Linked DNA regions of Mus musculus: regions 1, 3 and 4 are each linked to region 2. The links are chromatin loops, found by intact Hi-C in ENCODE. Cell type or tissue: gastrocnemius. All regions are shown on one strand. Links, peaks and the distances in the headings refer to the core of each region. The heading gives the core; the rest is flanking DNA. Region 1 has its middle 6.3 kb from the start of Gm33909. Region 2 overlaps Senp1 (SUMO1/sentrin specific peptidase 1). Region 3 holds the start of Zfp641 (zinc finger protein 641). Region 4 has its middle 8.1 kb from the start of Asb8.

The links. Peaks named below come from ENCODE experiments on the same cell type or tissue, not always from the same donor. Only the 100,000 strongest peaks of a DNase experiment are listed, where the experiment ranks them.
Region 1: a loop joins it to region 2, with 2.7 times the contacts of the local background. A loop is called at or near these places in 14 of 42 quality-filtered maps.
Region 3: it touches region 2 in a loop (3-fold over the local background); 3 of 42 quality-filtered maps call a loop at or near these places.
Region 4: a loop joins it to region 2, with 9 times the contacts of the local background. A loop is called at or near these places in 30 of 42 quality-filtered maps.

The regions. Positions count from the first base shown.
Region 1 is chr15:98,171,569-98,176,921 of GRCm38, reverse strand. No RefSeq gene overlaps it. Among named protein-coding and RNA genes, the nearest start is that of Gm33909, 6.3 kb to the left of the region's middle. In gastrocnemius, for the core only: a CTCF peak has its summit at 2,930; a DNase peak (open chromatin) is centred at 2,858.
Region 2 is chr15:98,087,365-98,092,717 of GRCm38, reverse strand. All of the region lies in intron 1 of Senp1 (SUMO1/sentrin specific peptidase 1), which reads left to right. It also overlaps a transcript of Pfkm not described here. Among named protein-coding and RNA genes, the nearest start is that of Senp1, 3.5 kb to the left of the region's middle. In gastrocnemius, for the core only: a CTCF peak has its summit at 2,750 (motif pointing left); a DNase peak (open chromatin) is centred at 2,711; H3K4me3 peaks cover 428 bases; H3K27ac peaks cover 664 bases.
Region 3 is chr15:98,293,236-98,298,588 of GRCm38, reverse strand. Zfp641 (zinc finger protein 641) reads left to right here and starts at 2,428. Exons shown (of 6, transcript NM_173769.4): 1 at 2,428-2,534; 2 at 4,761-4,969. The coding sequence starts at 4,786. In gastrocnemius, for the core only: no CTCF peak of the experiment used is centred there; a DNase peak (open chromatin) is centred at 2,436; H3K4me3 peaks cover 1,756 bases; H3K27ac peaks cover 1,697 bases.
Region 4 is chr15:98,151,077-98,156,429 of GRCm38, reverse strand. It overlaps a transcript of Asb8 not described here. Among named protein-coding and RNA genes, the nearest start is that of Asb8, 8.1 kb to the right of the region's middle. In gastrocnemius, for the core only: a CTCF peak has its summit at 2,532; no DNase peak of the experiment used is centred there; H3K27ac peaks cover 1,249 bases.

The sequences.
Region 1 (5,353 bases), core at 96-5,095, 84 kb before region 2:
TACTTTGTACATCTGTGCAGACACCTATGTAGCTCATTTAGGGAAGGTTTGCTGGTGCTTTGGCCAAGAGCACTCTACTTCCTTTTCCCAGAGTGGGATGCTATGCCAGCTGCTGCTTTTCTTCCAATGTTCTCCCTACTCTGAGTCTTTACAGTACTTCATTTCTATTGTACCTTCTCCTGCCTGCATGCACAGCAACTTTCCCCATATGCCAAGGACCAACCTGGAGAAGGGGTGTCTGGGAGCAGCAAAAAGAAATGACTCAAAGTCAAATTGTAACTGGTAAGACCCATTGGACATCTAACTTACATATAAATAGCTGCACAAACATCAACAAAGTTTCTTTCAGAAAAAAAACTAAAGACTCTTAGAGGTGACAATGTTTCAGTTCCATCCTCACCTCTGTTTCTCTTAAATTCTTTTTCAAGATTTATTTATATATTTAATGTATTCACCACTGCGGTTTCAGACACACCAAAAGAGGGCGTCAGACCCTGTTACAGATGGTTATAAGCCACCATGTGGTTGCTGGGAATTGAACTCAGGACCTCTGGAAGAGCAGTCGGTGCTCTTAACCACTGAGCCATCTCTCCAGCCCTCACCTCTGCTTCTCAATTGCTCCTTTTCCTTTTATTATTCAGCTGAACACTTTTTTGGGGCTATTATCAAGATGCCTTTATAATAAAGTAAATTTTGCTTGGTGTGATGGGCACATACTTAATCCCAGCACTCTGGAGGCAAAGACAGGTGGATCGCTGTGAGTTCGAGGTCAGACTGCTCTACGGAGTGAGATCTTTCCTCAGAAAAACGATGATAATAATGTAAATTCCATTGATACAGGAAACTGTTTTCTCTCACACATCTAAACATCTTTCAAATAGAATGTCCTATATAACCAATGGTAGTTTATAATTCCTGCCAGCTCCCAGAAGTCAGGACACAAGGACACTCCTCGAGCTTGACCTTAGCTATCATTCAAAGTGACTGATATGACTGGAAGCCCTCAGTTCATCAACCCTTGGAGAAATACTAGTGCTGTTCAAACACCTACCTTAAACTGTCTCTGGCAAGATCAAAGGAAGTACAGCATCAGAGATTAGGAGTTGGGCCGTGGAGGGAACTCCCGCAGGCAACATTTTCTTTCCTAAGAAACTGCTTTGCTAAAACTCAGTATGGCATCTAATAGAAATGCATAGAAAAAATACAGACAGGGACAAAAGTGATTCAGAAGTGCCAGGCTCAAGGCTAAGTAATTGTAATTCTGGAGTGACTTTTAGTTATAGTTGTGTACGTGGTAGTGATAGTTTAAAGTCCCTTTTGAAATTTAGAAATAAATGATATTTAAATAAGAACGAACCTTTAAGACCCAAGTGATAAGAACCCAATGATCATTCGTGGCAGTATTCTTTCCTTTCCTTGGGGATCCTAAAATGAGGTGCCACTCACCCTACAGTACCATAAAGTCCCCGTAGACACCTCAGACCCTATAGCACGAATACACAGTCGCAGCTCTCAAGGTACCCATAAGCCTGGAAACAGATGGACAGTGTGCTCAGGATTGAACACACGCAGGCAAGGAGGAGAAAAAGGCAATAAGGGGGGCTGGGAGGGTGCTGGAGAGATGGCTCAGTGGTTAAGAACACTGACTGCACTTCCAGAGGTCCTGAGTTCAATTCCCAGCAACCACATGGTGGCTCACAAGCATCTGTAATGAGATCTGATGTCCTCTTCTGGTGTTTCTGAAGACAGCAACAGTGTGCTCACATACATAAAACAAATAAATCTAAAGGTTATTGTCATACCCCACCACCACCCACCACCCACCCCGTTGCCGCCGTAGACACTTAGAGGAAGGATGAGGTCACATTTCTTCATGTCTAAAGTGGAATACTAAAGTCAGGAGCTTTACAGAGTAGCGGGTAGCGGAGGCATCTCCGGGGAATGAAGAGCAGGACACTTTGGCCACAGAGTTCACTATTCCTTTTTGTTGTTGTTGTTGGGTTTTTTTTGTTTTTGTTTTGTTGTTGTTGTTTTTCGAGACAGGATTTCTCTGTGTAGCCCTGGCTGTCCTAGAACTCACTCTGTAGACCAGGCTGGGCTCAAACTCATAAATCTGCCTGCCTCTGCCTCCCGAGTACCAGGCATGCACCACCACTGCCCGCTTCACTACTCCTTTCGACTTTACCCATTAAAAATTTTGATGAAAACGGTGAACCTTGCTCTTAGAAATAAAAGCACACATTCATAATAATAATAAAAAAAGAATTGTCTAGTATCTCTGGGGATTTTTTTCACTTTCGGGCAGCATGAGGGGCAAACGACCAGGGGAGACGGGTAATGCCAGTAACTAGGACAGAAGGCTCACTTCTGGAGATGAGGTTTGTACCTGACTTTTCTGGAAAGGAATGGAGGCTCATCCAGGACTGAAGGAGCAGAATTCACTTGGGAACCCTCTCCAGCATTGATTGGAATGATCTGAGCTTCTGATGAGGTAAGACGGTCCTTAAAGAGTAGCTAGGAAAAGAAATATAGGGGGTGGGGGTGGGGGAGGGTATGCCCGGCTCTTGGCAGGGAGCTTGACTCCTACACACACACACACACACACACACACACACACACACACACACACACACACGCCATATTTTATATTTAATATAGGGAGCAATGGGAAGATGTTGCAGATCATTAAGGAGAGTAACTATTCAGAACTCTGGTTTAGGAAGATTAATTTTCGGAGTAGGTAACCGCGGGAGGAGCGAAGTTAGTTTATGGCAGTTGCCTTTTTAAAATATATTCTTCAGATCCATTCTACTTATTCAGCTCGCCACCCACCACATGGCAGGAAGCCAAGCCTTTAGTAGGCATTTGCCAGTCCTGAAGAGAAAAAAAGACATAAATTCACTTTGAGGTTCCTCTTGTAATGTCTCTATTCCTCAAAAGGTGGCGCTCTTACAGCACTATTTACAGAGCCGGATTCTTTCTCTAAACACATTGCTTCCAAGCAGAAAAGCTGTTTTTCAGGGGGAACTCACCTTCTGAGGACAATGTAGAGGCGGGGAGGGGGTGATGATAGCTAGTATGAAAGATTGATGGACAGCCCTTTTATGTCTCAGTATTCCGACCACAGTAGGCGCCCTGAATACAGTTCTATATTAAGCATTTTAATAAGGGGAGAAGTTTATGAAAAGCTGCCTCTCGAAGCAAGACATTTTACGTCTTGCGAGATATATAGACATATATTTGAGGAGTGGCGTAGCTTAGTTCTAGGAAGGCTTCCACTCATAGACGTCAAGCAGAAAGCATAATCTGCAACGCCATTGTGAGTCCATAAATCTGCGTGCTGTGTGGAAGGGCCAGTTTATGTCACAGGGAAGGGGGTCGTTCTCCAAGAGCAGAGTTTAGCTGTACCAGGTTAAAGCTGTAGCTTATTGCTATGAAACTGTCTGTGCTTTGTCTTTGAGTCTGGGAGCAGATCTCTAAGAGAGGCACGTTAGGTGGGTTAGAGACGGCGGTTCCAGAAACAGTTGTGGTTGGGTTGGCCCCAAACTGAAAAGTTTAACTTGAAGCCATGGAGTTTGATATTAAGTTATTTTCTCTCCATTAAAATGTGCCTTCCAGAAAGGAGGGAGGGAGGATCTCAAAGTTACCCACTTCACAAGACCCACCCCTGAAAGGTGAGGTAAACAGTAGCACTTACCTTACAGGTGTATGAGAGAGAGCTGCCTGCCAGTGGGCGGGGAGTCCCACCGATGCTGCTCTTGGGAGCAGCCACCCATGCTGGGGTGGGCTGTTTGTGATGCCTTGGAGTTACTCATGCTTCTCTAATACTCCCTTCAATCCCAATCCCCCTATTAAGCAAACCTATAAACTCACTAGTTCTTCGTCCTAGACTTGGGTGAGATGGTTCCTCGGTTTGCCTTTGGTGTCCTATCTGGGGTGAACAGCGACATGCTTGTGCATTCCCCGGTGAACTAAGACATTGCTTACTTAGACTCTCGGGCATCTTTGTCAACCCTCTACTGTTAAAGACTTGGAAGCAATGGGGAGAAGGGCTGTAGCACCTGATAGATGCTAATGTAATTAAAATTCATCAAGGAAGTGGTGAATAATTCCATCGAGATGGCCGTTCCAATTCCAGCCAGGAAATACTCAGGAGGCTCCAGGAGGCACGGATGCTGCAAGAGCCAGGCTCAATTGGTCTTTTCTTCATTGGTGCTTTTTGAGTTGAAACATCTCGTTACACTTTACTCAATGACTAGTCCCATTTTACAAAAGCCTGATCCTTACTCTTAAAGACTAAGCAAAAACAATGGCCCTTTATCTCTAGAGAGAATATATATTTGCAGGCTTTTGTAATTTCCAATGTGTGTTGCTTCCTGAAATATTCAGCAGTGAGCCCTGCCATGAACCCTGGGTGAGGAACTCCAGCTGAAACTCCCTTACCAGCAGGCTGGAGAAGAGACCTCAGAAGCCAGGGGCAGAGAAGGAAGAAACAGGGGTGAAGGAGTAACCTGTGCAAAAATCTGTTCCGGGTGCAGATAAGAAGGGGATGGGCAGAACAATTGCTCTCTGTGGGAAGGCTGCTCTCTGGACTTGCCAGGTTGCAGGGAGTAACTTAAGGGCTGAGAACCCCTGGAAGACAGTGTGCAGAGCGATAGACCTGGAATCCATGGCTAAAGGCCTCAACCAGAACTTTCTATGGAGTCTAAATGGGCGTTGCCTCAAATGACAGAGAATCTGACCGATAGGGAACAAAAAAGAGAGCTCACCTATGGAAGAAACTGACGGGGATGCCAACAAGCACTGGAAACTTCCTCTCCAATAGCAGATCCAAACAGCCATCTGCTCCATGCACCCAGTGCTGAGAAAGGTCTAGAACCAAAGCCTGAACTGTAATCTTTTTCACTGCCCAAATGTGGTTGATTTCTTTTTCAGGATACTCTCAGGCTCTTTGAGGAGCCAAATTAAAAAAAAAAAAAAAAATAGAGATGGTTTCTATCCAAGGCTTCTTTAAATCAAACCGTCTCAGCGTTAGGTCCTGGCTTTGCCACATTCCAGTCTGTGACCTTGAAGCCTTAAATCTGTTTCTGAGCTGTTATGTAAAAAGTAACAACGCGCTCTCTACCTCATAAAACTGCTGGGAGATAAAAGCGGTGGAGCTCAGTAACTGATCACCGCCTTGGTAATGGATGCTGAACGTTGAAACTGTAGCAGAAGCCTAAGTCCCCATCCTCAGCTGGATGCTCTAGCTGCTCCCCTGGGGGCCCAGCATTCATTACCCAAGGACTGCACACCTCACAGCTTTCTCAGGCATATTATGTATGAATACAGGGTTAGTCCACAGCCTTTATGG
Region 2 (5,353 bases), core at 254-5,253:
GACCCTTCTGCATAGGTTATGAAAACCCCCTTAACTGCCGCCGTCTCCTTACCTGGCTCATCGCCTCTTGGTAATGAATTCCCTTGAACCTTTTCTTCGTATACCCTAACGTGATCTTTCTGGATATATGCTGGCTTCCTCTTGTCTTGAGCTTGGTGATTTCTGTTTTATCAGTACCTCTACAGTTTTTCTGTTATCTTGTTGGCAATAACTTGCTCCTTTATCACTTTTAAGGCACACTTGTTAAAATTACTTACTTCACGTGGCATACTTAATTGTATTTGGAGTGATGGTGATTCTTGCAAAATTTTGTATAGTCCTTTTATGTGCAATCAACCATTTGATGTAGGGTTTTCGATGTAGTAGGACATTCTGGATGAAGTAAAACATGTTTAAGTATTCTTCATAAAGATGATTTGTATTCACGACTCTTGCTGAAATGTGGATTACTGCCCTTGAGGTTACAGTGACACCTGTAATAGTGACCTGAACCTTCCAGTTAGACTACCTGTCCCCCCCCCCACCCCACCCCCTCTTTAAAGAGCTTCATTCCCTGATTTCAGTCAATTATCCAAACGGCAAACGTGGGTAGCCTATCACTCATCTGATGAATTAGGTCTGGAGAGGGAGTGGATGAGTTTACAAACAGGTTCTGCCACTTGTGGCTAAGGTGATGTAATTTTCTTCTTCCACTGTCTTCTCTTTCTCCTACCCGTCATACTAGTTTTGCTGTCTGTGTGACTGGATCTGGCTTCCTCGCCTGGCCTGAAAACTACTAAAGGGCAAAGGCCAGAGCTTTCTTGTGTTTATATCCCAGAACCCCACACTTAGTGTATGTGTGTAAGAAGTTAAGTACTATTTAAAGGTTAGAATAGTAAGGTGCTTAAGGTACTAATTTAACTGGGGGAGAGAGTCCACATAAAAATACTATGGTGCGGACCTGAACAGATGATGGCGAAGTGTAAAGTGTATCACAGGTGACAGATGATGGTGAAGTGTAGACTGTATCACAGGGTATCATTGTGTTATTCGCATGCTTACTTGCACATGTTGGCTCTGGATACAGGTAACTGTACAGGGCTATATTTTTCTAGTAGCTTCATTAGTGCGCTAAAAATTAATTTTTGTAATGATCTCTTCCAAAGTATACAGACTTACACATGATTTACTACTTTGTATTCTATTGCAGGCAATTTCTGTCTCCCTCAGATTTACCTTTCACTTGGTGTTCAGCTGCTAACTTGATTCACATTAGTAAGCAGCTGCTTAGTAACATTCTGGAAATTAAATGAATGATGACTACTAGGGATGAATTATGAAAATTATCTATCTATATGTGTGTGTGTGTGTGTGTGTGTGTGTGTGTGTGTGTGAGAGTGTGTGTGTGTGTGTGTGTGTGTGTGTGTTTTGAAACAGGGTTTCTCTATGTAACTTTGGTTATCCTGAAACTCGCTCTATAGATCAGGCTGACCTCAAACTCACGAGAGATCCACCTACTGTGTGACTCTACCACCACCCAGCAAGACAGATTTTCTTAAAATAAAAAAACCTGTCATCTGTGCTTGAATTTGATGACATCTAAGGCTCCTTATTAAGGACTCATGTAGAATTTTGATTTTGTTGTTTTCTTAAATCTCTTCTTCCAACATCATTGCTAAAGAAGGTACTAGAAGCACAACAAAGAAGCAAGATGTATTTGTTCTGAATATGGAGCTTTGATCATTTACATATATGAGCCAGGATAGATTGCTCAAAGCTAGTTGGAAAGGCTACTTTTCAATTGCCCTTGTGAATCTTTGAATGAATATCTTCTGTCTTCTGGATATGCCAGAAGATAGAAGCTAGAGTGTGCACTTGCTGAGGGATTCTTGGGTCCTTCCTTTTGCCCCATCTGTGTGATTTTATGCAAGTCAGTTTAACTTTTTGAATTATTTAATTTCTAGCTTGTTTTCTCCTTTTACATCTCTAAAATGAAAAAGAAATTAACTGGGATTATCCTACTGGAGACCAGATTTTTTTTCTTCCTGAGAGAATGTCTTGCTGTATAATCCAAGCGGCCTCAAACTTGGAATTTTCCTATCTCTCATGTTGTGGGTACTAGACATTTATTTATTTATCTATCTATTTATTTTGGTTTTACGAGACAGGGTTTCTCTGTGTAGCCCTGGCTGTCCAGGAACTCACTCTGTAGACCAGGGTGGCCTCGAACTCAGAAATCCACCTGCCTTTGCCTCCCAAGTGCTGGGATTAAAGGCGTGCACCACCACTGCCCGGCCCTGGATACTAGACTTTTAAATTGGTATTTTTCTTATTAAAAAGGTATGCAGAATGTACTAGTCACAATTAGAAAGTGACTTTGGTTGATTCGATTTTTTTCCCCCTGCCTTAATCTGAATCCTAAAGAATTCTACCCTAATGCAGGAGGAATGGCTCAGTGGTTAAGAGCTGTGGCTGCTCTTCCAGAAGACTTAAGTTCAACTCCCTTCACTCACATAGTGGCTCACAGGGGATCTGAAGCCCTCTTTTAACCTCCACAAGCACTGGGCATATGCACATGGTGCATAGACAAACATTTGGGGGAAACACTTCTACACGTAAAATAAATAAATTAAAAAGGGGGGCTGGAAAGATGGCTCAGTGGTTAAGAGCACTGAATGCTCTTCCAGAGGTCCTGAGTTCAAGTCCCAGCAAACCACATGGTGGCTCACAGCCATCTGTAATGGGATCTGGCGCCCTCTTCTGGTTTGTCTGAAAACAGCTAAAGTGTACTCATAAAAATAAAAAAATAAGAAAAAGGAAGTTTAAAAAAAAATTCTACCCCGTTAAGGAAGAAGGGGAAAAATAGCCTGAAGAAATTCTAGGTGGAAGCTTAGAGATGTATTTGATCCTAAATCTAAGGCTTAAACCTTTTCAGGATCCTTCCTGGCAAGCCTGGGTACTCCGCTCTCAAGCAGCCTACCTTCTCACATACTCTTCATTATTGGGACCATTAAGAACGCCTGTTGACATCACGTAGTTTTCTTGAATACTTTGAAGATTCAGAATGGCTGTGGATTTGATAATCAACTGCTCAGTCTCCTTAAACTATGTGCATAAAAGCGGATGTATATGGTTATGCTAATTAAGTAGTTCTAAGCAGTTAGGGTTTTAACCACTCCCCAACCCTCTTCTGGGGAAATTCAGTATCTGCAGTTTCACTTTCTGCAGTTTCGTAATAGTCGTTTGTTTAAAAAAATAAGTGAAAAAATCAGGCATGGTGGTACACACTTTTTAATCCTAGGAGATGGACATGCAGATCTCTGAGTTCAGGGTCACTCTACAAAGCAAGATCCAGGACAGCCAAACTTAGGCCATGAAGGAGTTGGAAAACAGAAAGCTAGTGATAATGTAATAGAACAAGGGGGGGCATGTTCCAGCTCCTGCAAGCAGCAGAACCCAGCAGCTTCGGCCATGTGGCTCTGGCTTAGTGTCCAGAATAGAAGGGAGTACTGAGACAATTAGATGGTTAGCTGGAGCTAAGAAATTAGTGGTGATTAAGAAGAGATCAGCATCACTGAGGTGAAGCCTGGGAAGTGTTTTCTGAAAGCACAAAGAAATTGTGTTCCAGAGATAGCCAAGGTTGCACTTCCTGTTGCAGCTGGGCTTGATAAGATGTAAGAGTCACACAGGTGGTACTGGTTTTGAGGGCATGAAGGGGTCATTAAGAACAGCTGAGGCTTGGCACTGTTGGAGGCCAGGGAATGCCATTGGTGTAGGTGCAGCCTCAGTTGTAGTTGATGGCCCAGGACTGAAGGGGTCATGGAAAAGAGTTGAGACTTAGCACTATGAAAAGAGCCTATGAGAGGCTATTGGTGAAGCCTATTTGCAGAGGAAGACCCCAGTGTGTTGGATATGCCAGTACCATGGGATGATCACCAAGAACAGCAGCAGCAGTGGAGTGGCTCAGCCTGAGCTTAGAGAGGGCAGAGCTGGAGAAGTGATGCCAGCCCTTTGGAGGAGCTCAGAAGATCATGTTCATTGGAACAAGAAGCTGTAACATTGAAGTTGCCTTGGAGACAGACCCCAAGATGTTTGAGATGCCAGAGCTGTGGGGCTATCTACTGAGGAAAGCTGCTAACGGAGTGGAGCCAGCCCAGGAGAAAGAAGTTTGTTGCAGTCAACAAAGATGAAAAAGGAGTTGGAGATCTGAAGCCTGCTTTGACTCCAGACATGGAGATGCAGAGTTTGGAGTTTGCCCAGCTGTTTTCCTGTCTTGCTTTGGGGATTACAGTGAAGTGAGTGGATGAATCTAAGAAGAGGCCCTGAACTTTGGACTTTTAACATTGTTGAGACTGCTGTAGACTATGGGGGCTTTTGAAGTTGGACTAAATGTATTTTGCATTATGCTATGTTTAGTTCTGGCCCCCATAGATTCATATGTTTGATCAAGGTTATGGGGGCCAGAGAGTGGAATGTGATGGTTTGTATATGCTTGGCCCAGGAAGTGGAACTATTAGAAGGTGTGGCCCTGTTGGAGTTGGTATGGCCTTGTTGGAGTAGGTGTGTCACTGTGGGTCTGGGCTATAAGAACCCCCATCCTAGCTGCTTGGAAGCCAGTATTCTGCCAGCAGCCTTCAGATGAAGTTGTAGAACTCTCAGCTCCTCTTGCACCATACCTGCCTGGATGCTGCCGAGTTCCCACCTTGATAATGAACTGAACCTCTGAGCCTGTAAGCCAGGCCCAATTAAATGTTGTTCTTTATAAGACTTACCTTGGTCTTGGTGTCTGTTCATTGCAGTAAAACCCTATTAATCTCTTGTTCTAACTCATGAATTACACTTTTATTGAAGTGTATCTGTGTGTATAATCAGTACAACTTGTAGTTTCAGACATATATCAGAAGCCTTGGAACTTATATCCTATACAAGGGGAACTTGGGAACTTCTATGTAGATAAAACCTTGTTTTAAGGAGGTTTAATTTGGTTTGGTTGCTTGCTTTGGCACTAAGGATTGATTGAATAAAGGACATTGTGCATGCTACACAAGGGAGCTGTATTCCAGCCATTTTCCAGCAGCTTGGTGGATAATGTTGAGTGGAGCAGTGCTTTGTACAACTGAAGGTATTCCTTGATTTGTACTCAGTAAACTTGTGGGATTTTGTTTGTCCACTATATAAAGTTTATGGAAGATAAATCTTAAGGTCACAAAGTTGTCACTTACCTAGAAAAATGAGTTAGGATGAGGTAGAAGAAATCGGGGTTGATTGGGGAGAATTTCTAGTTGTGATTTCATTGCAGTGACTAACTGTGATTTATACACACATGGCTCCGTCTCCTGGGGGGTTGGCTCTGGCGACTTGATTCTTGCTTTGA
Region 3 (5,353 bases), core at 62-5,061, 210 kb before region 2:
TGACAAGGCTGTCCACTGTCTCCCTACCTCTTCAATGTAGTCTTTGAAGTCCTAGCTAGAGCAATAAGACAACTAAAGGAGATCACGGGGATACAAATTGGAAACAAAGAAGTCAAAGTATCAGTATTCACAGATGATATGATAGTATACATAAGTGACCCCCCAAACTCTACCAGAGAACTCCTACAGCTGATAAATACCTGTAGAATTATGGAAGTATATGGAAGTGACCCTAGCTGAGATTTCTACTAGAGGGGGATATGGAAATTGAAGTGGCCACCTCCTGTAGCCAGCAGGACTTCCAGAGGAGGAGGGGGACATCAATCCACCCACAAAACCTTCGACCCAAAATTTATCCTGCCTACAAAATGTGCAGGGATAAAGATGGAGTAGAGACTGAGGGATCAGTCAGCCAATGACTGTCTCAACTTGAAACACAACCCATGTGAGAGCGCCAACCCCTGACACTTTTAACGATACTCTGCTACACTTGCAGACTGGACTCTCGCCTAACTGTCTCCTGAGAGGCTTCCTCCAGCAACAGATAGAGACAGGTGCAGAGACCCACAGCCAAACATCAGGCAAAGCCCGGGGAATTTTGTGGAAGAGTGGGGGATAGAAGTGAGCAACTTGGAGAGGTCAAGGGCACCACAAGAAAATCCACTGAGTCATCTAGCCTGGAACAATGGGGGGACCACAGAGCCTGGGCCACCAACCAGAGAACATGCAGGAGCTGGACCTAAATCCCCTACACATTTGTAACAAATGTGCAGCTTGGTCTTCATATGAGTCCCCAGGCAAGTGGTGTGGGGGCTGTCTTGGTTTCTGTTCCCTGCCATTGGATTCCCTTCCCCTCTACTTGGACTGCCTGGTTGGGCCTCAGTGGGAGAGAAAGTCCTCCTGGGACTAGGTAGATGTCTCAGGGTAGGGTGGTACCCAAGGGGTGTCCTTCTTTGAGAAGAGGAGGGGGCATTGGAGAGATTGTAAGGGTGGGACTGGGAAGAGAGGAGAGGTGAGGGGGGCCATGATCAGGATGTAAGATGAATTTTAAAAATAAAAAGAAAGAAAGAAAGAAAGAAAAGCCAAGAAAAATATTTACTTTGCATGCGTATAACAAACTCTAAAGATTACTCAGGAGAAAAATTTTGGAGAGCACTTATCCACATTAGAGAAGTTAACAGTAATTGTTTTCTAATAAAAGTCACTTTTATTGTCGCTATAAATAAATAAATAAATAAATAAATAAATAAATAAATAAAGTATTTTCAGAATTGATCCCTAATGCTGCTGACAGGTCAGCCACAGCTCTCTTCCCTCTTACTCATGAACAAGACTATTCTAAGGCCACTTGAGACAGTGGAGACACTAGGTAAAAGATGCCTGGCCCTTTCATAAAAACCAAGAGCAGAGATCCTGCTCCCACTGGCTTTCACACCATTCACCCACAACATGCCGTGAATGGTATGAAAAAGTCTATACTAGAGTCACGACACTGATATGTTGTTGGATTACACTGATAACCCCATGTCTCCTGCTTAAGCAAGAATTTCCAAGCCTGGTGCTGGGGCTGAGGATAGACATTCTGGTCCAACCATGCTCACACATCCCACGAGCTGCTCCTAAGAACGCCCTCTATACCTGTTGCCAACTGCAGGTCTCCTTTCATATATATATATATCTTTCTTATCCCATCGTTCCCGCTCCTTTGCTTATTTCTGTGAGTCTCTGACATCCCTGCTAAACGCAATCTCTTCTCTTTGCTTCTATCCTAGTTCGGAGTAGATTTTTAAAAGAAATACGTATCACATAGTTTATGGCAGACAGCCTTTGGCACATGTCTCCACTGATAGGCTGTACGATTTTGCAGAATGACTGTGATAAAACAAACGTTAACGTTTACAAGCTAGGTTCTTTCTACCATTATCTGTTTTGTAGGTCTTTCTGGTCTTTTCCAGCCAACAGAAATCAATCTGTCGCAAGTCACATTTGTAATATGTAAAACTAACACACTTAACCTAATGTAGCTTCGATATTACGTTTTTAAATATCAAGTCGTCTAAATGTGCAGTGCACACTTGTAGCCCATGTCTCTTCAGGTCTGAAGGCAATGCAGCAAGCATCACTGCCCACTTCACACAGCACCATCTTGTTGGAGCCAACGTGAAGGAAGGCATCATTAGAAGTCCACTGTCCAGTCGGGTTTGGCAGTCTGTCTGTCTGGAGGGTTAGTCCTAGGGGAGGGTTCCAACCCTCTTGAACTCCCACCCCCGCCCCCACCCTACCGCCAGGCGCCGTGGGAGGTCGCAGGCGGTGGGCGGGGCCCCGGGAGCAGCAAAGCCCGTGGGCTGTGGCGACAGGAGTGTGGGTCCAGCGGTCCTCTCCACCCGTGCCCGCCCCCGCCCGCACCACGGAGCCCCGGAAGCGGCGGGATTTCCTGTGCCCGCCCCGCGCCGGCCCTGTCGCTTGTCGCTTGCTGTGCGGGCCGCGGGCTCGGCCGCGCCGGGCGGGAGGTAACGCCAAGGGGCCGAGCCGGGGTGAGTGAGGCTGGGGTGCGGGCGGGCGTGGAGGAGGGCACCAGCCTGGCCGTGGGAACAGTGGCGTCGGTGTCGCATGCCTGGTCCCGCCGCTGTCACTTGCGTGGGCGTCCCCGCAGCACCTTTCTGTCACTTGGTATAGCCCCTGCTCGCGGGAACCTGTTTTCTAGTCCCACTTAGCCAGTTCCCGAGTCTTCTGAAATCTGACCCTCCCGGGGGTGCTGAGTCTGACTCAGAAGAAACCTTATTCTGCTGTGGGCTCGGGGCCCAAGGTGCCACACCCGCGATGGCAGGGCCACTGAGCCACTCTTCGTCCCTGTGCCCTTGGGCCACTCTTTGATACTAAGGCCCTGTCTCTGTCCAAAAGAACTCGCTGAGAAAAAAAAAAAAAAAAAAACTTCAGCAGGTGCCCTGCCTCCCAGATACATAACCAGGCAAAAGAAATGAAAGCCCAAGAACCCAGGCTCCAGCAGACTTGGGATCATCCTGAACTAGGGACAAGGAAAGATAGAAGACAGGTTAAGGTGGGAGCCCAGGTGCTGGCCCTGCCAGGAGCACCCTAGGAAATGCAGGCAGGTGACAGTGATCCATGCCATCCTTTGCTCCCGGTTCCCCCTAACATTTCCACAGGTTTTCTGTCATCCAGCTGGCCCAGTGCGCTCTGCAGAATCAGGCCAGGGTGTATCCCTGAGGCCCCAAAGCCATCTTTGAGCTTCAATGATGGAAGAGGAATTTGTTCTTTCTGTACATTGTAACTGGCCTGGGGTCTGCTGTAGCCTTTCCCAGCCTCCTGGGTTCCTGCAGATGTTACTGGATGATCCTGTGAGCTAAAATAGCCCTGGGATTCTGTATATGAGTACCCTGTCACTGTCTTCAGGCACACCAGAAGAGGGCATCGGACTCCATTACAGACGGTTGAGCCACCATGTGGTTGCTGGGAATTGAACTCAGGACCTCTGGAAGAGCAGTCAGTGCTCTTAACCATTGTGCCATCTCTCCAGCCTGCCCCTGAAATTCTGACTTGTTCTAGGGAGATTATTGGTCGCTCCGTCTACATAGAAAGGGAATAAAAATGACAGACATGGATTGCCACGCAGTAAGTTGTTCCACAGTCATTATCAAATGGGACCTGTCTTGCTCTAGGATTGTTGTGGACTCTAGAAAACAAACAGAAACGAACAAATACTAGCCTAAGTCTTTCCTGTGATCAAAACCATTTATTCTGTTTGATACATAGACATATTTACAGGTGGCCTGACTGGCCGACCCTCTGTTGCTTATCAAGCCCAAACTATGTCTGTTGGTTTAGCTTTTCCAGAGGCTGGGTTTCCTGCCCTTTTCTTGATTCGAATCTCTTCCTGTGAACAAACACTGGCTTCCCCATACCGTTCTTGAAGTTGGATATATTCTTTGTAAGGCACTGTGACCGGTGCCTGTCACACACTTCAGCCCACAGGGATGCTTATTCCCTGTCACACTGTATGAGTGACGCCACCTTCCAGCTTCCCAGGGTCTCTCCACATGCTGATCTTTCCATGATCTCCTTTAAACTTTGGCTCTGCACTGACCTGCAGTTCCAGCCCCCTGTCAAGGCTGCGTTGAGTGCTTACAGCTTGCTTTTATAGCTGTCTACTTTACGGGTCTTTCTGCTGGGTTTTTATCAGTTCTCATTTCCTACATAAGTGTGACAGATCATGGGTCCCTTCACTGAGACTTAAGGGAGGGCTATCTGGTTCAGCTCGAGAGAGACAGCAGGTACTCACAGGTCACCCCCTGCCCCGGGTGGGACTTCTACATCAGTTGGTGAAAATGTAATGTGAGGCATAGAATCTTCAGGTATAACAGCATCCATCTTTGTTGAGTGGATTCCTTCTTGTGTTCTCAACGACTTTGCTGCGCCTTGAGTGATTTTGATACAGTGGAAACCCTCTGGATCTTCAGGATTGGACTAATTGTGTTTTAAAGTGAAGTTTCTTGCAGTCCTGGGTGAAGGTCTGTTGATAGTGTGAGGCCTTCGAAATAACAGGGACTTGACTGTGTGGCGCCTGTCAGTTCCTGAGCTCCTCCTGGAAAGCTTGGCTCACACCATGTTTGGTAAGCTCATCTTCCATGGGGCTCCTTGGACCATTTCCTGTCCTTAGCCTTAAGAGCTGTTCTCTGAAGCTTCCTTGGGCATATCATCCTCATCCATGATAGAAGAGTGCATCACTTCCTGACTTGTTCCAGGTCACAGTGTGTGCTTGCTGCAGACATGCTTTCGGAACAGGCTGTAGGCCTGGGCACGGGATGGGAGCCAATGAATACACAGCTGGATGCGGCAGAACTCCAGTCAGAAAGAGGGACCCGGGAAGAGGGCTCGTGGAGAACAGCACCAAGGCCGCTGGAGCACCTTCACTGTGGTCTTGAAGACGAGCCACTGTCCCTTCAGGAGAAGGGTGAGAGCACATAGTGGGGTGGGGATTGGAAGCACTAGAAGTCTTCTAGTCTCTGCTCCAAAAGAGGCATTAAAAATTCCTAACCTGGCTAGGTATGGTGGCTCAAACTTGTAATCACATTTCTTGGAGGATTGCCATGAGTTTCAGGCCAGCCTGGGCTACAGAGCATGGCCCTGTCTCAAACAACAATAGTTAATTTCTAACTTCCACCAACTGAAGTATGTACCAAATACCAGGTTCAGTCTGTTTACCCTGGGCCCTGCTGTCCAGAGGCCCTGCATCTTCCAAACTATGTGCAGAGGCTCCTTTTTCTCACACAGTCATTCCTCCAACAGGCAAGCACGTCATTAATGGTGTTGAATGTGGGAGACCCAGGAAGTACTG
Region 4 (5,353 bases), core at 227-5,226, 64 kb before region 2:
TGCTGGAAAATGATATACTGCAGACACAAACAGTATGAAAAAGCAAAGAGTGTTTTATTCTGCAGAAGTCCATCATGCAGGGGTCTCCCATTCCAAGATGGAGACAGCCAAGTGAGCTCACAGACCCAATTTAAAGCACGTTAGGGGAATTCCAGGGTAGGTGACCTTTCTTTATCTTGCTCCATCTCTAGGGACATTCCAGAACCATGACTGCAGCATGGCGGCAGGAAACAGTTGCTGACCCACTGCCCTTGCTTCAGGCCAGAGGGTGGGGCAACTTCTGGTGGCAGGGCAGTTTCTGACTAGTTTCCTGAAGCCTGGGGTTTTTTTCTAGTAACTGACTTGCCTGGACTTGCCCAGTTCTTAGGCCTAGTCTCCTGAACTGCCATTTGAAGCCTGTCATGGAGTCAGCCCAGCATTTCTCACTGTACAGTGTTTTAATTGCTTCATTAAAACGAGAGAACCCAGCAAAATATGGCGGCATATGCCTTTAGTGCCAGCATTTGGGAAGCAGAGGCAGGCAGGTCTCTGACTTTGAGGCCAGCCTGGTCCATATACTGAGTTCCAGGATAGCCAGAAGTACCTTGTTTCAAACACACACACACACACACACACACACACACACACACACACACACACACACACACACGATGACAGAAATCTATTTAGCTCTAAAATTATTTTGATTTGTTTGTCTGGGGGAGAAGAAAAACCTCCCACTTTTCTTAATGGGCTCTTGTAATTTTTCAAAACTTTGCTTACTTATTATCCCTCCTGAAAAGTCTTCGCTGAGCTCCGGGGTGGTGCCAAGACCGTCCCCAGCTGTTCATTTCATTAAATAACACATCAATGGCATGACAGCCTCCAGTAGGCTGGTATCTCAAGGATAAGAATCCTAGACTGCCTTCACTTGTTATTCATCAATGTCTAGTGCATTGCCCTCGGCGCACAGTAGGAGCTTCAGTAAGAGGTTGATGAGTCCACCATGAAATAGACCTGTTTCAACCCACCAGGATAGTCTCAACTTGTCTTCTGCTTACCCTAGCTTTGTAAGTGGCTCCTTCATTTATGCATGAGCACACAAGGGCCTGGGAAGAGAAGGGGGCATGTTGCTTATGATCACTACCAACCCCTACTAATTGTGACATTAAAATATAGCAAATTCTCTCACATCTCCGTGGCAGCCGCCTCCAGCTCCACCATGATTGCCTAGATTACTTAGGCTACTGTTGTCACGTCTTCGATCCTTGCCCTGCCGCACATGTAAACGATTCTTCTTCAGGAAGCCAGGGTGACCCTTTAAAAATGCTGGTGTGGGGGCTGGAGAGATGGCTCAGCGGTTAAGATCACTGACTGCTCTTCCAGAGGTCCTGAGTTCAATTCCCAGCAACCACACAGTGGCTCACAACTATCTATAATGGAATCAGATGCCCCCTTCTGGTGTGTCTGAAGACAGCTACAGTGTACTCATATACATAAAATACATAAATCTTTTTTTTTAATGCTGGCGTGGTGACTCACTTGCCTAAAACCTAGCAGTGGACTCCCATTCTTTGGAGACACAGTTCAGAAACTCTAACCTGTCCGCCAAGCCTCCCCCTGGACTGGAGTCTCCCTATTGTTCTTGGCATCCATTTTGGTCATCTGCTGTCCCTTCTGGACTCTCTGCTTCAGCTTTACCTCTTGAACCTTCTCCTCGCCTTGAATCTGCTTTTCCCACCCATCTTCCAGATCTGTATTCAGGGAACTGTCTCTTGATAGTTTAATCCAGCAACATGGCTACTCTTGAAAGGGATCATATCCAAAGACCTATGTGATCCTGCTGGAATCCGCACCTTTAATCCCTCTGTCTGGGTCCAGACACACCTGTAGTACTCATCTTTAATCCACCACCACCCCCCCCCCCCCCGCAATGAAGAGGGATTCGTTTGTAGAAGGAAGCAGCCATGTTTGAAAGTGATATCTAATTGAGTGGCAGATAAAGGGGCGCATCAGAGAAAGATTTGACAGACTGAGTCAGAGACAGGTATCACCCAGCTCTCCTGAGAACAGGCAGGAAAGGGAGGCCACTCAGGAGCAGCCGAGAGTGAGTCAGGAGGGGAGGGTGGTCCAGTGAGTGCCCCTCAGTTCAGTTCAGGCATTGCAGTGGAGTTCAGCTGAGTTGAGTTCAGTGCAGTGGAGTTCAGTTCCATTCAGTTGTGACTCTGCAGGTATTCAAATGGTTTTGTAATACTTATTTCTAACATGGAACTGTAATTTTCCTAGAGTCAAGGGTATGTTCATCTTGTCCTTGGCAGTGTCATCATTATCAGCAGACGTAGTAATAGCATTTAATAAGTACATGTTGAAAGGACAGAAGGATAAATGAATGAATATATATACATATACATATACATATACATATACATATACATATACATATACATATACATATACATATACATATATATATATATCAAGGAGTCAAGGACTGTACTAATTACTGAACTTTGGGGAAGAAGTCTGAAAGAGCAAACACTCTCTTTGCCCTCTAGGGGGAGACTTGTTCCTATCAGAAGTGGCAAAGGCCCCACCGAATTTACTTTTCAGGCTCCTAGAACTCCTTCAGGCAATCTGGTCTCCTCTTTACTAAGACACCGCACATTAGTCTCAACCAGATCTTCTCAAACTGTGGGTCTTGACTCCACAGGGGTGGCCCAAGACCATCAGGGAACACAGATTAGGACTGTAGCAGTGAAATAATTGTACAGTGGTGGGTCATCGCATGGGGAACTGTGTTAAAGCACTGAGAAGGTTAGGAACCACTGGTGTAAGCCAGTCAACCATATCAGAAAATGGGCATCTCAAATCTCATTTCCCTTCCATAGACAAGGAAAAAAAAAAAAACATTCCTGCAAGAGTTCATTCGCTTTGGTGTTTGCCAAATAATTAAACTGCGAGGCTTATGTTCTTGGAAAAATGTAGCACATATATGTTATTTCAATATTATCATTAATGGTAACTGAGTTTTTACTGTAATTCTTCTTCAATATCCCTCAAGCATTCTTTCTCTATGAAGATCTAAGTGTTTTAAAATTATTTCTGGTAGTGGAAAATATTGGGACTCTATAGGAAAAAATAAAGGCAATTTTCATTTAAAAAACAAACAAATAATTCATGACTTTTCCTGAGCCCTGGAGAAAATGAAAAGGAAAGCAAAAAGATGAAGCGTTTGAAAGTTGAGAGGGTGTTTGCCTCAGGCGATTTCTGAAAGACGCCCTTGTTTAATCCTGAGGCGTCCTGGGAGCCACTCCAGCTGCACACTAATAATGCTCTGCACCAGTGGGGTAACTCAGTCTAAGCTTGAGTCCCAGCTCCTTCCAACTTCCTCTTTATTCTAGTTCCCAAATCCCCTTTTCAGTTTTTCCCTGATTTGATCTCTGGGCCTCTTTCTTTCTCAGCTCAGAGAAGACAGTCTCTCATCCCTGTCTTTGAAAGGCCACTTTTCCGTAGTTCCGATTACCTTACATCCGACGTATACCTACCGTCTTAGCTGTGCTACTATCACTGTGATGGACGTTGTGGTCCACAGCAGCCTGGGGAAGGTTTGTTTGACTTACGTGGTCCAGAGAGGAAAGCCAAGGCAGAAACTCAAACCTGACAGAACCTGGAGCTGACACAGAGGCCGAGGAGGGTGCTGCTTGTGTACCTGATGTCTGGCTCAGCCTGCTTTTGTTTTTCCATGTGACCATATTGTAAGTACATGTTTAATTTTTTTCCTTGAGAATAGATTTTTTTTCATATAATATATTTTAATTACAGTTTACCCTCTCCCAACTCCACCCAGATCCTATCTATCCACCCAACTCTCCCTCAGAAAACAAACTGAAATATATAATAACGGATAATCACAATAAATAAATATGATTAAAAACAAACAAACCTGAATAGGACAAAACAAACAGGAAAAAAAAAAGATCCAAAGAAAAGGCATAAGAAATTCATACAGGGACTGGAGAAGATGGCTCAACAGTTAAGAGCACTGACTGCTCTTCCAGAGATCCTGAGTTCAATTCCCAACAACCACATGGTGGCTCACAACCATCTGTAATGGGATCTGACGCCCTCTTCTGGTGTGTCTGAAGACATGCAGATGCAGAGACACACACACACACAAACACACATATTCAGACACACTGAAAACCCATAAAAACAAAACTGGAAACCATAATATATATGTAAAAGATGTGTACAGTTAACAAACAAAAGCCTAGACAAAGCACTCTGACAAAACCCTCCCAAGGTACGTTGCGTTCATTTTGGCCATCTGCGGCTGAGCATGGGTCTTGCCCTTAGTGTTATTTGTACCCAATGAGACTCTATTAGAGAAGTCTAATTTTATCATTCCAAGTGGGTATCATGTCCTGAGATAGCTTCTAGGTTAGGGATGGGGGCTGGTGTCTACTTTCCTCCCAACACTGGAGCCCCACCTAACTTTCACAGCCCTGCGCAGGCTCAGTTCATGCTGCCACAGTCACTGAGTTCTTAGTTGCACCGATCATCCTGTATCTAGACGTCCTCAGATCCCTGGTGTCTTCCATACCTCTTGGCTCTTTCATCTTTCTACCTTCTTTTCTGCAGTTTTCTGAGCTCTGAGGGGGAGGGATTTAGTGGAGAACATCCCATTTAGGACTGACTGAGGGTTCCAAGGTCCCTCGCTCTGTGTATTGTCCAGTTGTGAATCTCTACTTTTGTTCCAATCTCCCGTAGGAGGAGGCTTCTCTGTTGATGGCCGAGGCACTGATATGTGTACGCCGAAACATTCCTTTAGCAGAACTATACGTTTGGTTTTTCTCTGGGACTGTAGTGTGTCTGTCTCGTCTCAGGCTCTTGGCCATGGGATGGTATAGGGCATAGATTCCATCTTATGAAGTGGCCCTTAAATCCAATCAGATATGCATTGATCATTTCTACAACGTTTGTGTGTTGTACCAGCATGTCTTGCAGGCAGTCACCTGTTGTGTGTAGTTCCTACTACCCCGCTTTAAGCTCCGGGCGGACCTTGCTACCAGCCTCACCCTTGTTCCCTCTGATCCACTGATAAAGACACACACACACACACACACACACACACACACACACACACACAAGCTTATTTTCAACCTGCCTTATTGCCTTAATTGCTGGGCACTTCTAATCTCCCAAATCTAGTGTGCCTCTCCTAATACTCTTAGCATCCTAAATCTGCCCTCAGCTTCAGTTGCTCAGTTACTGTCTCCTTGTTCAGCAAACCCAAAACAGCCCTCTGCTTAGTTGTCTCTAGTCTTCCACCTGGGGAAGTGGCCTGTCTCACACACACACACCACACACACAC